2 separate regions of the Homo sapiens genome follow, and region 2 is linked to region 1. The links are chromatin contacts, found by Hi-C or POLR2A ChIA-PET in ENCODE. All regions are on one chromosome and are shown on one strand. Each heading gives the region's core, a stretch centred on a gene start or an enhancer-like site at or near the end of the contact. The rest is flanking DNA. Distances are from core to core; before and after follow the strand shown.

The links. A loop is a pair of places that touch in the nucleus more often than their neighbours do. ChIA-PET counts read pairs that join two places held with the same protein, here RNA polymerase II (POLR2A). Pooled maps may share reads with other maps.
Region 2: a loop to region 1 is called in a map of OCI-LY7, with 5 times the contacts of the local background. The contact joins two enhancer-like sites. A Hi-C loop is called at or near these places in 1 of 168 maps with a recorded cell type or tissue (OCI-LY7), 1 of 37 single-sample maps with no recorded cell type and 7 of 50 pooled maps. POLR2A ChIA-PET finds 5 or more read pairs at or near these places in 1 of 52 experiments (AG04450).

What each region holds. Positions count from the first base shown.
Region 1 is chr15:59,529,037-59,535,647 of GRCh38, reverse strand. No RefSeq gene overlaps it. Among named protein-coding and RNA genes, the nearest start is that of GCNT3, 79 kb to the left of the region's middle. RefSeq lists an enhancer at 1-1,161. Within about 2 kb of position 2,732, at least 3 of the 41 ENCODE cell types and tissues checked have a DNase peak (open chromatin) inside an H3K27ac peak, as active enhancers do.
Region 2 is chr15:60,124,049-60,130,659 of GRCh38, reverse strand. No RefSeq gene overlaps it. Among named protein-coding and RNA genes, the nearest start is that of FOXB1, 120 kb to the right of the region's middle. RefSeq lists enhancers at 1,527-2,028, 2,592-2,781. Within about 2 kb of position 3,024, at least 30 of the 41 ENCODE cell types and tissues checked have a DNase peak (open chromatin) inside an H3K27ac peak, as active enhancers do.

The sequences.
Region 1 (6,611 bases), core at 1,483-3,982:
TCACTTTTTGTGGCAGGTGAAGGGTCCCTGGATTTCACTCCACCTCTTAAATTTCCTCTCCCTGTCCTTTCCAAAACACATGCTGCAAACCAAAGAATCCTGAAATGTATTTTAAGCAACTGTAGGATATATATCCATGTAACCCAGATATGAGGTAACTTATATCAATCTTCCCTCACCACGCCATTCCCCAGCAAACGGAAGTGACTGCACACAAATTTAAATAACTGTTGACTCAACTCAGCTTTTTGCACCAAAGCATATCAGAGATTACTGCTCACTTGTGATTGGCTGTCCTTGATAGCACATCTGCCTTGGTCCATTCAGCTGTGACGAGGGACATAGGACACCTGGGCAACAGAGACTGTGGGGGGACAGTTTCATTTAGAGTGGTGGGCAGAGCAGTCACCATACCTGACATTTCTAGTACAATCCACAAGGTAGTCAAGTCCCAGAAGACTGCTGAAAGTACATTTTATAATAACTAGTGTCAGGCCTCTGAGCCCAAGCCAAGCCATCGCATCCCTTGTGACTTGCACGTATACATCCAGATGGCCTAAAGTAACTGAAGATCCACAAAAGAAGTAAAAACAGCCTTAACTGATGACATTCCACCGTTGTGATTTGTTCCTGCCCCACCCTAACTGATCAATGTACTTTGTAATCTCCCCCACCCTTAAGAAGGTACTTTGTAGTCTCCCCCACCCTTAAGAAGGTTCTTTGTAATTCTCCCCACCCTTGAGAATGTACTTTGTGAGATCCACCCCTGCCCGCCAGAGAACAACTCCCTTTGACTGTAATTTTCCATTACCTTCCCAAATCCTATAAAATGGCCCCACCCCTATCTCCCTTCGCTGACTCTCTTTTCGGACTCAGCCCGCCTGCACCCAGGTGAAATAAACAGCCATGTTGCTCACACAAAGCCTGTTTGGTGGTCTCTTCACATGGACGCGTATGAAAACTAGCATTCCATATAGTTTCATACCATTTGCGGATTCACTGATGTTTCAAGTAGAAACAACACCGTCAGCCAGTTGCTGTAGTTTATGCCTGTAATCCCAGCGTTTTGGGAAGCCAAGGCAGGCAGATCACCTGAGGTCAGGAGTTCGAGACCAGCCTGACCAACATGGTGAAACCCCCATCTCTACTAAAAATACAAAACTAGCCAGGCATGGTGGCGCATGCCTGTAATCCGAGCTACTAGGGAGGCTGAGGCAGGAGAATCGCTTGAATCCAGGAGGTAGAGGTTGCAGTGAACCAAGATCATGCCATTCACTTCAGCCTGGGCAACAAGAATGAAATTCTGTCTCAAAAAAAAAAGACAGAAAAGAAAGAAAGAAAGAGAGAACATCCTCAAATAGAAACAATACCACCTACCTCTATGTTTTAATACATTTTCAGTAATAATATTTATTCAACAATACATATTAATTTCCTATTAACTATTGGTTTCTTTCTAGATATTAGAATACAGTTTATATTCTGAGAGGGATTAAGGGCCCAGAGTCGGGGAACTCACATTGTAAAGAGGGAAACTGCTTACCACAACCAAGCATTTTCAATGAGGAAAATCTGAAAATAATGAGGAGGCTTGATCCAAAGGGCCAAGCTACCTAAAATTACAATGGGCAGTGGGGATCTACTAGAAAAAGGTGTCACAGAGACACCTTAGAAACATGGCAGGAGGGATGATGAAAGAGAGGAGGGATTTTCAGGTTGAAATGAAAGACTTTTTTTTGTTTGTTTTTTTGTTTTGAGACAGAGTCTTGCTCTGTCGCCCAGGCTGGAGTGCAGTGGCCCAATCTCAGCTCACTGCAACCTCTGCCTCCTGGATTCAAGTGATTCTTCTGCCTTAGCCTTCTGAGTAGCTGGGATTACAGGTGCACATCACCGTGTCCAGCTAATTTTTGTATTTTTAGTAGAGATGGGGCTTCACCATGTTGGCCAGGCCTATCTTGAATTCCTGACCTCAAGTGATCCGCCCGCATCTGCCTCCTAAAGTTCTGGGATTACAGATGTGAGCCATTGGGCCCGACCTGAAATGAATGACTTTACACACGAATGCAATAATGTTAACTCCCATTCCCTTCTTACTGTCTGTCTTTCTTCTTTGCAGCTCTAAAGGTCAATGAAATGCAGACCTAAGAGAGTATGCAAAGAAAGCAAAGGTTTGACACAGGACTTCCTTCCCAGAAATTTTAGGACTAGAGTAAGGCTGTGCTAGGAAACTCACCAGACCTGGAGCCAAAGGAGCTGGGTATTCAGCCTTGCTTCACTGGCTATGTGACCTTGACCAAACTTTCTTGATATTTCATTTTTCTATTTGTAAAATGGAAGCTGTAATTTCTCTTTTTTCTTTAATTTCTTTTTGTTTCCCTAAGGTCTAAGATGGCTGCTAAGAAATAGTAATTTCCTACCCAGTGGGTAGGAAAGTGTCTGACACATAAATATTAAGCAAAATATTTACGCTTATTCACATATTCAATTAAAATTCATAACTTCAGTTTCTTCATCGGAGGATGAGAATAGTAATGGTAACACAGGGTTATTATAAGGGAGGTAAAGTGGTTTATCAATTACAAAGTCCCGTACATGTATCAGGTCATCATTATTTAAGACATGGGAGGTTGGCAGGGGTCGGTGCGGGGCAGCAGGTTCTCAAAAATTTAGCTTAATGCGCCACCTAGGGATAGACTACAGTTCTGCATTAGTTTTAGAAAAAGCTGAAATGAGGTGAAACTGAAATGATTTCTGCTTCCTGAATTTTATGAAGTCAGGCATATCTAGACCCTCTAGCTTTCAAAACACCTGTTTAAAAGAGGTCTGTAACAAAATTTATCTTTCACGTTGCCCAGAAACGACATGTGGAAGAAAAAATGTGCATGAGAGCACTTTGCGTGGAGACATTCTCAATAAATGATTAATTCAGTGGTCCCCCATATTTTTACCTTTCTTTTGTTTCTTTTTCTTTCTCAGAGATTTTTTTCTTTCTTTCTTTTTTTAGAGACAGGGTCTCACTATGTTTCCCAGGCTGGTCTCCTCCCTCAAGCAATCCTCCTCCCACCTCACCCTCCCAAAGTGCTGGGATTACAGGCGTGAGCCACTACACCCTGTCCCCCTGCCTTTTTTTTAGTGTTTTACCCCCAAACATAGACGTTTTACAAAGATCAGTTAATAACAGCGCATTAATCGATTTATCAATTTATTCTATTTCTCCTTTTTTTTGAAATAGGGTCTCACTCTGTCACCCAGGCTGGAGTGCAGTGGCACGATCCTGGCTCACGGCAACCTCCACCTCCCAGGTTCAAACAATTTTCCTGCCTCAGCCTGCCAAGTAGCTGGGATTACCAGCGCCCTCTGCCACACCCAGCTAATTTTTGTATTTTTAGTAGAGACGGGGTTTCACCATGTTGGCCAGGGTGGTCGTGAACTCCTGAACTCAACTGATCTGCCCTTCCAAAGTGCTGGGATTACAGGCATAAGCCACCACACCCGGCCTCTATTTCTCATTAATCAGAGACTTTAACCCATCTGGAACTATCGTTAAGTGATCTAATGGGTGTGGGACGCACTATAAAGAGCTGTCATAATATGAGACAACATAAGGACACCTGAGACCTTAGTTAACCTGCAAGTGCTTTCACGATTAGCACCTGACTTCTCATAGATATTTTTTTAAATATTGGGGAAAATGTAATCCTGCCTTCAAGTAGATCACAGTTTAGGGAGAAGACACCCATGTGTAGTTAATGGAAACAATAGTTTTGAAATTTACTAATTTGCTGGTGTCCCTTGCATTTCCTTGTCCTCCCCCTGACTTGCCCCGTCTTCTGCAGAGGCATCCATTTGCCCAAGAGGGAACTAGGACTGTTACAACAGGAACTCAAAGAGGACGCAGTCCATATTCAGTTTTGAAATTCAGAATAGATACCTGGAAAGCACAGAAAGACGATAGTCTTAAAAGCCAGGCTTTGTCATGAAAGAATTTTCTAAGTTCCTTTGGCTCCTAGAACTGTGTCAGAGTCACTAACTCTAAGCCTAAGTCAGATGACAAACTCACTTCCATGATGCAGAAGGAATACTCCTGCTACCATTAAGGGACTTAAGGCTCCCTCATCCCCCTAGAAAGGAAGAAATGACAGCGAGAAGGCCACCCTAGAGAGGAAGCAGAAATAGAAAGCCGGTTCTCTTTTTCACACAAGTGGAGTGTGGGGAGGAGAAAGGAACGTTGACAAACGTGTTCTCCCTTTTCTTCCTCTTGAGGTGAAACTCTGCAGTGGACAAACTGGTAAAAATGCCCAGGTAGGCTGGAGGTAGCTGAGAACCTTGTAGGAGGAAGAGGGAAGGTGAAGACTTACTAAAGACACCCGGCATTTGGTCCCGCCCAACATGGTTTGGGCAGCAGCACAGCAGCTGCTAGACAGGTAAACTCTAGGCCAGAGGGTTCCTGGGTGAGGCCAGAGGAAGTGATGGACCAGCAGGTGCCTGTGGCAAGGACAAGGGTCTGCTCTGTCCAGGACTTGTTCGCGGACACAGGGATGAGCACCTAGCACAATGTCGGGTACTCAAAAAGCCTTAGCTAGCCCTAGAGGGTATTGGTTTATTAGAACACGAGAGCCACACAGCACCAAAGGAAAAGCAGATAGGTGCTATGGAGAAACAGTGTGATAGCTACAGAAGCAAATTACTCTCCTTAAGCATTACGTCAGTTAGGGTCCATTCAAGAAAACAGAATCCTCCCTAGGTATTCCAAACACAGATAATTTAATAAAGGGAATTGGTCACCCACATTATGGAAACTGAGAAGCCAACCAGGAGATAATGAGTCATCCAGAGATTATAAGAGCAGGAAGCCCCTATTAGCCACGTGGCTGAAAGGACAACACATTGGCAACTAGATGGACATTGAATGCCTGAATCATAAATAGGCTTATTTTTATAAAAAATATTTAATAAGATGGCCAGGTGTGGTGGCTCACGCCTGTAATCCCAGCACTTTGGGAGGCCGAGGTGGGGGGATCACGAGGTCAGGAGTTTGAGACCAACCTGACCAACATGGTGAAACCCTGTCTCTACTAAAAATACAAAAATTAGCCGGGCATGGTGGCACTCACCTGTAATCCCAGCTACTCAGGAGGCTGAGGCAGGAGAATCGCTTGAACCCGGGAGGCGGAGGTTGCAGAGAGCCGAGGTCGCGCCACTGCACTCCAGCCTAGGTGACAGAGAGAGACTCAGTCTCAAAATAATAATAATAAGATGGCCAGGCGTGGTGGCTTACGCCTGTAATCCCAGCACTTTGGGAGGCCGAGGCTGGCAAATCACAAGATCAGGAGATCAAGATCATCCTAGCCAACATAGTGAAACCCTGTCTCTACTAAAAATACAAAAATTATCTGGGCGTACTGGCACATGCCTGTAATCCCAGCTACTCAGGAGGCTGAGGCAGGAGAATAGCTTGAACCAGGGAGTCAGAGATTGCAGTGAGCCGAGATCACACCACTGCACTCCAGCCTGGCAACAGAGCAAGACTCCATCTCAAAAAACAAACAAACAAGCAAACAAAAAGCAACAACAACAAAAAAAACCCAAAAACAAACCATATTTAATAAGATGTAGGTAAACTTTTATTTTTATTTATTTATTTTTTGAAACTAGGTCTCACTTTGCCACCCACGCTGGAGTGCATTGGGGTAGTCTCAGCTTACTGCAGCCTCGACCTCCTGGGCTCAGTGAGCCTCCCACCTGAGTCCCCAGAGTAGCTAAGACTAAATCTCACCTTGTTGCACAGGCTGGTATTGAACTCCTGAGTTCAAGTGATCTGCTTGCCTTAGCCTCCCAAAGTGCTGGGATTACAGGTGTCAGCCACAGCACCAGGCCAAGATGTAGGTACATTTTAAACATTAAAATCAGCTTTAAACAATTTTTGCTTAAAAATATATCTTTGGCCGGGCACAGTAGCTTACACCCGCATTCCCAGCACTTTGAGAGGCTAAGGCAGGCAGATCACTTGAGGTCAGGAGTTCCAGACCAGCCTGGCCAACATGGCAAAACTCCCTCTCTGCTAAAAATGCAAAAATTAGCTAGGAGTGGTGGCTCATGCCTGTAGTCCCGGCTATTGGGGAGGGTGAGACAGGAGAATGGCTGAAACCTGGGAGGTGGAGACTACAGTGAGCCGAGATTGCACTACTGCACTCCAGCCTGGGTGACAGAGTGAGACTCCGTCTCAAAAAAAAAAAAAAATCTTCTTTAACTTGTATTTTATCATTAAATACAGGCAAGAAGGCGGTTTGTTTTGGGAAAGGGCTGTTAATCACCTTGTTTTAAGAAACTAAGTTCCTCCCAAACTTAGTTCAGCCTATGCCCAGGAATGAACAAAGACAGCTTGGAGCTTAGAAGCAAGATGGAGTTGGCTAGGTCAGATCTTTTTTGCTGTCTCAGCTATAATTTTGCACTAGCGGTTTCATGATCTCCAAGGGCTCTTTTCCCGAGGCATTCCTTGGTTCTGGGTTCTCCCTAGTGAAACAGATTCCCTAGGAGTTTTCATTCTCTCCAGGTGGGGGCAGCAAAGGACAGTGAATCCCATGGGCGGGCCTGGTAGTGCTGTGGAGAGC
Region 2 (6,611 bases), core at 1,775-4,274, 590 kb before region 1:
TGCAGTTCTGGTAGGTTTCTCTTCTTACTCCCTCACTAGTTGATGCAGCACATTGGCTGATACTGTCTTAAAAAAGAAACTTGAAGTGTGGCTTGAGAAAAGATCACAGAACCCAGAGAATTACATACTGCAAAGCACTACTGAGACCATGACTCCATTCCTAATTATAAAAAAGTCACTGTTAAAAAATGAGTGTTTCCACTTCCTGTGGGAGTTTTCTTTGCCAAAGAAAAGAACAAATGTGGTAGGCATGGATTCATAATTTGTAAAGGTAGGAAGGTTAGATTTTGAAATCTATTACAGCAGACATGTTTAGTGTAACATATAAAGATCACTACTCAGCGCATTAGGCCTCCAAGTGCTAATGGAGTTTTTCTTCCTAGGGCAGCTAAGAGAAGGGGCCATCGGCAGGCAGCAATGAAAACAAGGCATTCTGCCCAGAGTCGCACAGCCTGCCCCATACTTTATGATCCTCAGTAGGCTTCCATCTGTTTATTTTTATTTAGTTGAGTTTTTCAACAAGAAATATATATTTGTTACAGACAAAAGTAGTAAATACAGATTGATAAAAGTTAAATGAAAATTAGCCATTATGTCACTATGCAGAAAATATTAACAGCCATAAGCATTTTATGGTATAGCTGTATAGAGATATGGATTAAAAAATTAATTCGTGGCCCGGCCTGGTGGCTCACCCCTGTAATCTCAGCACTTTGGGAGGCTGAGGTGGGCAGATCATGAGGTCAGGAGTTCAAGACCAGCCTGGCCAACATGGTGAAACTTCGTCTCTACTAAAAATACAAAAATTAGCTGGGCGTGGTGGCACTCACCTGTAATCCCAGCTACTTGGGAGGCTGAGGCAGGAGAATCACTTGAACCCAGGAGGTGGAAGTTGCAGTAAGCCAAGATTGCACCATTGCATTCCAGTCTGGGTGACAAAAGCAAAACTCCATCTCAAAAAATAGATTAATTAATTAAAAATTAACTTGTGATCTTATTGACCTCACATTGTTGGTAATTAGTCTTTTACGATTGTTGCTTCTTTTAACTTTCAGTGATGATTTACTTTTTAGAGTAAGCCTTAAGCCTTCTAAGAAACCAAGACTCCTCCTGAAAACTCATTTGAGAAGTTACTTATGCTAATAATCCGCAATTCACAACCCTTTTCAGCAGTTTGTTCACCTCAGGGCTTCACAATAGGTCCTTGTTGCAATGCCATGCAAGTAGCTGCTCATGTGGAGGCTTGGGGATGGCTGGGGTTGGGCGGCAGTTTTGCAAATTTGTGCAGAAAAGTGACATTCAGGCTTCCCTTCCTTTCTCTTTGGTTTTTAGAACCAGAAAACTAGCAATGCCCTCAGGCAGAAAAATGACTTCAACTGTAGGTGGTAGAAGTGCAGTATTTTGGAGGAAGGCAAGAAAAAAATCATTTTACCAAAAAAGATACATTTGTAGTTTAATGAAGACGAATCCCAACTCTTAGTGACAGAGGTAGTCATATGCTGGAATTAAGCGTAGGGCTTACCTCTGTGAGCTGCAGGTGTTTCTCCTGTTCATATTTCTAAGGTGGTTTGCAATGCTACTGTGCTGTAAACATGCTTAAATTAGGTGGTTGTACTTCCTGGTTCTACCACGAAATGCTTCCAAAGTCATCCGGTCCTCCCCTATCCTGGGCACCCCCTCAATATTCTGGGACCATTAGGCTTTAACCTTCCAGACAAAGACCCCTCAGAGAGGAGAGCTGGCTATGGAAGGGACTATCCACAAATTCCAAGGACTCACGCGGGTGAAGGATGAGTTTGTTATGGAAATGATACAATTAGTATACCTGTTGGGGACAGAGGTGATTGCTACATTTTTCACACAGTGCCCCACGTTGGCTGATGAAAGCAGAAAAAGAATGCAACATTGATAAGCACATCCAGTATGACATGCTACAGGGAGAGCAGAGTAACAGCCCCTCAGAGGTGACTAACTAGGATTGAACTTTACTTGAAGCTGTCTGTAAGATTTTAAAAAAGAAAAGAAAAAAGATTTGTGTTGGGAAATTTTCTGCTTTCTTAATAATCTTTATCCAAAATTTCTGTTAGGACTTCAATATCTAAACAACTTGTGAAAGGGAATTATGATTCTCTGGTCTTTCCAAAACAAAAAGAACTAAGAGCAGTCCAAGTGAATAATACATTTGTTTACCTATTTATAACTATAGTAACTGACATCTTTTTGGCACTTACCTTGGGCATTTTCTTATTTATTATCTCACTTAACAACAACAGTATGAAATAGGTACTATCGTTTATTTGGTGTTAAGAAGAGGAAACCGGGCCAAAGAAAAGTTTTTCCCAACTCCAGTTTGGTTCCAAGTTCATGTTCTTAACACTGAACTCTACTGATGATCCCGAGTTCCTTTGTTTTGTACTTGTGACATTCCTGCAGGAGCAGTCACTCTTTTGTGACATGAGAAAGATGAGTTTGGGGCTCTGAAGTGCTTCTTAGCAAACCAGAGAAGCTTTGCAGGGCATGCTGCCAGTGAGCCAACTCTTGGGGGCTCATTTTTCTGGGCTCCTCATGCCAGGACAGAATGAAAGATTTCACTTAGATAATTACCTAGGAGGGGAAACCGTGTAAAAAGTCGTGGTGCTCAGAGATGATTAAAAAGCATGATTTAATAGAAGTTGCAGTTTCACTTTCACTCGAGGTTGAGGCATCTTAAAGGAGAGGGAAAAAACCATAGGGCAGAGTCAGGAGAGCGGGTTGGTCCTGTTTCGGTTCAGCTGTCTGGCTTAGGGCAAGCTCTGGGCTTCTCTGAGGCTTCATTTCTTCATGTATTAAATCAGGAGTGAGCCAGATAATCCCCAGCCTGTCTCGGCTTACAGTGTGAGATTTGTCTGTCTCTGCTGTAGCTGGGAAGTTACAGAAAGGGGGCACCCTCTCCTCGTCTTCCGCTGCTCCCTTCCCCCAACCCCTCATATTAGGAAACAACTTTCCAAATGACGTTTTTGAGAGGCCAGGTACAGACAAACTTATCTTTTAGTCTGGAGTGAAGTGCCACAAACCCAACAGCTGTTGTGGTCAGATGGGGTATACAAAAACAAACGTGCGCGCGCGCGCGCGCACACACACACACACACACACACACACACACACACACACACAAACACAGAAAACAAAAAAGGGTAGAGCCCACTGCATGGTCAATACAATTTTTTGGAAAAGATCTCTTGTTCTTAATCCTATTCTGATTTTCCCACTTTTGATAAAGTCGGTGGTCTAGAGAAACAAATCTCTGTTAGGAGAAAAACAGCTGTGTGGGTACACCAGGCAAGCCTAACTGAGCACAGCTGTGGGCTGGGCTGGCCTGGCCAGGGCCACCAGTTCACTTTCTCTGCCCTGGAAGCTGTCCATCCTCCATCAACAATTTGTCACCATGTCAGTTTTAAAATCCCAAGAGAACGACTATGTTGTTTTTATGCTGATCATTTATATTTACCCAGAAGTTTCTTTTAGGTTTAGCTGAAAGCCACCCTTCTCAAAAGTGCCTATAGTTACTCACAATTACTTGTGCAAAAAAAAAAAAAAAAAAAGGTAAAGGGGAAGTGGAGCCTGACAAAGATAATCCAGAAGTAATGTACACTGCTTTAGGAAATCTGTCATCTTCTGGAGGCAGACATGCCTGCCTACTGCCTAGTGTAGTACTTGGCACATACTGGGCACTCAAAAAAAACTATTCATGGAATGAGAGGATGGCTGGATGGATGGATGGATGGATGGATGGATGGATGGATAGACGGACGGATGGATGGACGGATGGATGGATGGATGGACCGACAGACGGACAGATGGATAGATAGATAGATAGATAGATAGATAGATAGACAGATAGATAGATAGATTGATAGGTAGGTAGGTGGATAGATAGATAGATAGATAGATAGATAGATAGACAGACAGACAGACAGACAGACATTCAATAGATGAGGTCACACAGCCCTAGAAGGCTAGGTCCTGTGTTAATAATGGGTAGCCAGCTGGAGGCAAACCTGGGACTGACAGGTCTGCCAATTTCACACACAGGGCTCATTCTACAATCTACTCCCTGCTTTCGTTTTTGTGTTTTTCATGTACAACTTAGTTCCTTAAGCACATGCAACTGTAAACCAATAACCCCTTAATGCTTTCTCATGTTCAAATGTGTGATCACATCTTACAATTTAGGGAGTACCCTGCACTAAGCAGGTTGGGTGCGATGGCTGCAACCACACAGCAGATGCTTCCCCTTCTGTGAGCAAATTTGGAGGTGTGCACAGGGTAAACTAGGCAGGAAGGCAAGAAGAGCTGTCTCTCTCCATCTCTCAAGTAGTCCAATAGCTGGATTCTTCTGGGTCAGTGCAGCGTTAACCAGAAGCCATGCTGCTAGCCCTCTCTGTGGCACCTTCTTAGAATTACTACTCAAATGCGGTGCAAAATGCTGTAACTGAGGGCTGTCAGCTTCTCCTAGATTGTTTAGAATGTGTTGTTTTCTCTTTTATTGATACATAATATTTTACATGTGTGTGGGGTACATGTGTTTGTTACATGCATAGAATGTGTAATGATCAAGCCAGGATATCTGGGTTATCCATCACCCTCAGTGTTTATCATTATTTTTGTGTTGGTATCATTTCAAGTTCTCTCATCTAGTTACTTTGAAATGTACCTAATATTCTTGCTAAGTGTAGTCACCCTAGTCTGCTATCAAACATTAAAGCTTATTTCTTCTAACTATTTTGTACCTATAACCAACCTCTCTCTGTCTCTCTTTTTTTTTTGAGACAGAGTCTCACTCTGTCACCCAGGCTGGCGGGCAGTGCCGTGATCTCAGTTCACTGCATCCTCCACCTCCCGTGTTCAAGCGATTCTCCTACCTCAGCTCCCTGAGTAGTTGGGACTACAGGCACACGCCACCACGCCTGGCTAATTTTTGTATTTTTTAGGAGAGACAGGGTTTCACTATGTTGGTCAGGCTGGTCTCAAACTCCTGACCTCAAATGATCCACACAGCTCGGCCTCCCGTAGTTCTGGGATTACCAACCAACCTCTCTTCATCTCCCTCCCCAGCATCCACACTTCCCCATTTCTGTCTTCTGAGATTTTTCATCAGCACAGAGCTACAGACTGCTCTAGCAGGGGATTTACTAAACTCAATCGGCCTTGGCACCCTCTCCCCCTAGTTTATCTTAATGAAACATTGTGAGGAATAGCATTTCCTGCACACTGTTTGAGAAACACATTCCAAATGTTTTGGGGCACTTTGGTCGTTTCTAAGCTCTTTATTCAATACAACACGTGCTGTGTAAATGCATGTGACTTGAAGATGTTGAAGAATAAAGTTGTTTCTCTTAATAAGAATTAAGTCAATGTTAAAGTTAACATTCTTAGAAAATAGCTGTTTGAGAAAAAATTTTTAATATCATTCCCATCCTACTAAGGCAAAATTGATAATTTCATTGAGACATGAAAGAATTCCAGAATTTTTCTGGCTGGGTAGCTGGGTGTCTATCTATCCATCTACCTGCCTACCCACCCATCTCATTATGAACATTTCACATAGAACAAAGAGAAACCTAATCAGTGCTCGTGTCTCCATTTCCTAGATTTGATAGTTACTAACATGTTACTGGAAATGGTTCACCAAGTTCTTTATGTTGCAATGTTTTAAAGAAAATTGCCAATATCATGACTTTTCCCTCTAAAAATTTTAGTATACGTTTCCAGAAAACAATAACTGACTGCTTCCTGTGTAACCACAATACCCACGTCTCACCTGACAGCATTCTCAGAGATGTGTTAATGTTATCTTATAGCCAGTTCCTGTTCAGTTTCTCAGCTGGGCTTATTCAAACCAGGATCCAACTAGGAACCACCCATTACATCTGGTTGTTATGTCTCTTAAGGTTTTTTAAAATCTGGAACTAAATTATATATGAAAAAGCAAAAATAAACAGGGAACTACGGAACAAGCACCAGGTTAGGGATTGATAGATCAAGCATCAGTCCAAGCTCTGCCACCAACCTGCTGTCCCCACTGAGCACAGCACATAGCACTCTGAGCCTCTTTGTCTCATCAATACATTTAATTCACTTACTTATCCATTCTTACTTTTAACAGATACGTACTGAGAGCCCAGATATGTATTGAGTGTTCAATATGGCCTCGTTCTTGCTCTGGGCACTGTTCTAGGAAGAAATTCGTCTTCCAGAAGATGATAGAATTTCATAATTCCAATTCTTGTGGATTATCCATGCAAGAATTCATCTCTTTCTTTCCTCTCCATTTCCATGACATTTATTTATTGAGGATACAAGTCAGTTGTCCCATAGAACTGAATAATTCTTCAATCATCTGACTTTTTCTTTTTGCGATATCATTTCTCCTGTTCTTCTACCTTCTGTATCTCCTATAACCTGGAAGTAATATCTGAAAATTTGACTAGATTTGGGTAGATTTTTGTGTGTGTTTGTTTTTTTTTTTTTTTGAGACAGAGTCTCACTCTGTCACCCAGGCTGGAGTGCAGTGGCACAGTCTCGACTTACTGCAACCTCTGCCTCCTGGGTTCAAGCGATTCTCCTGCCTC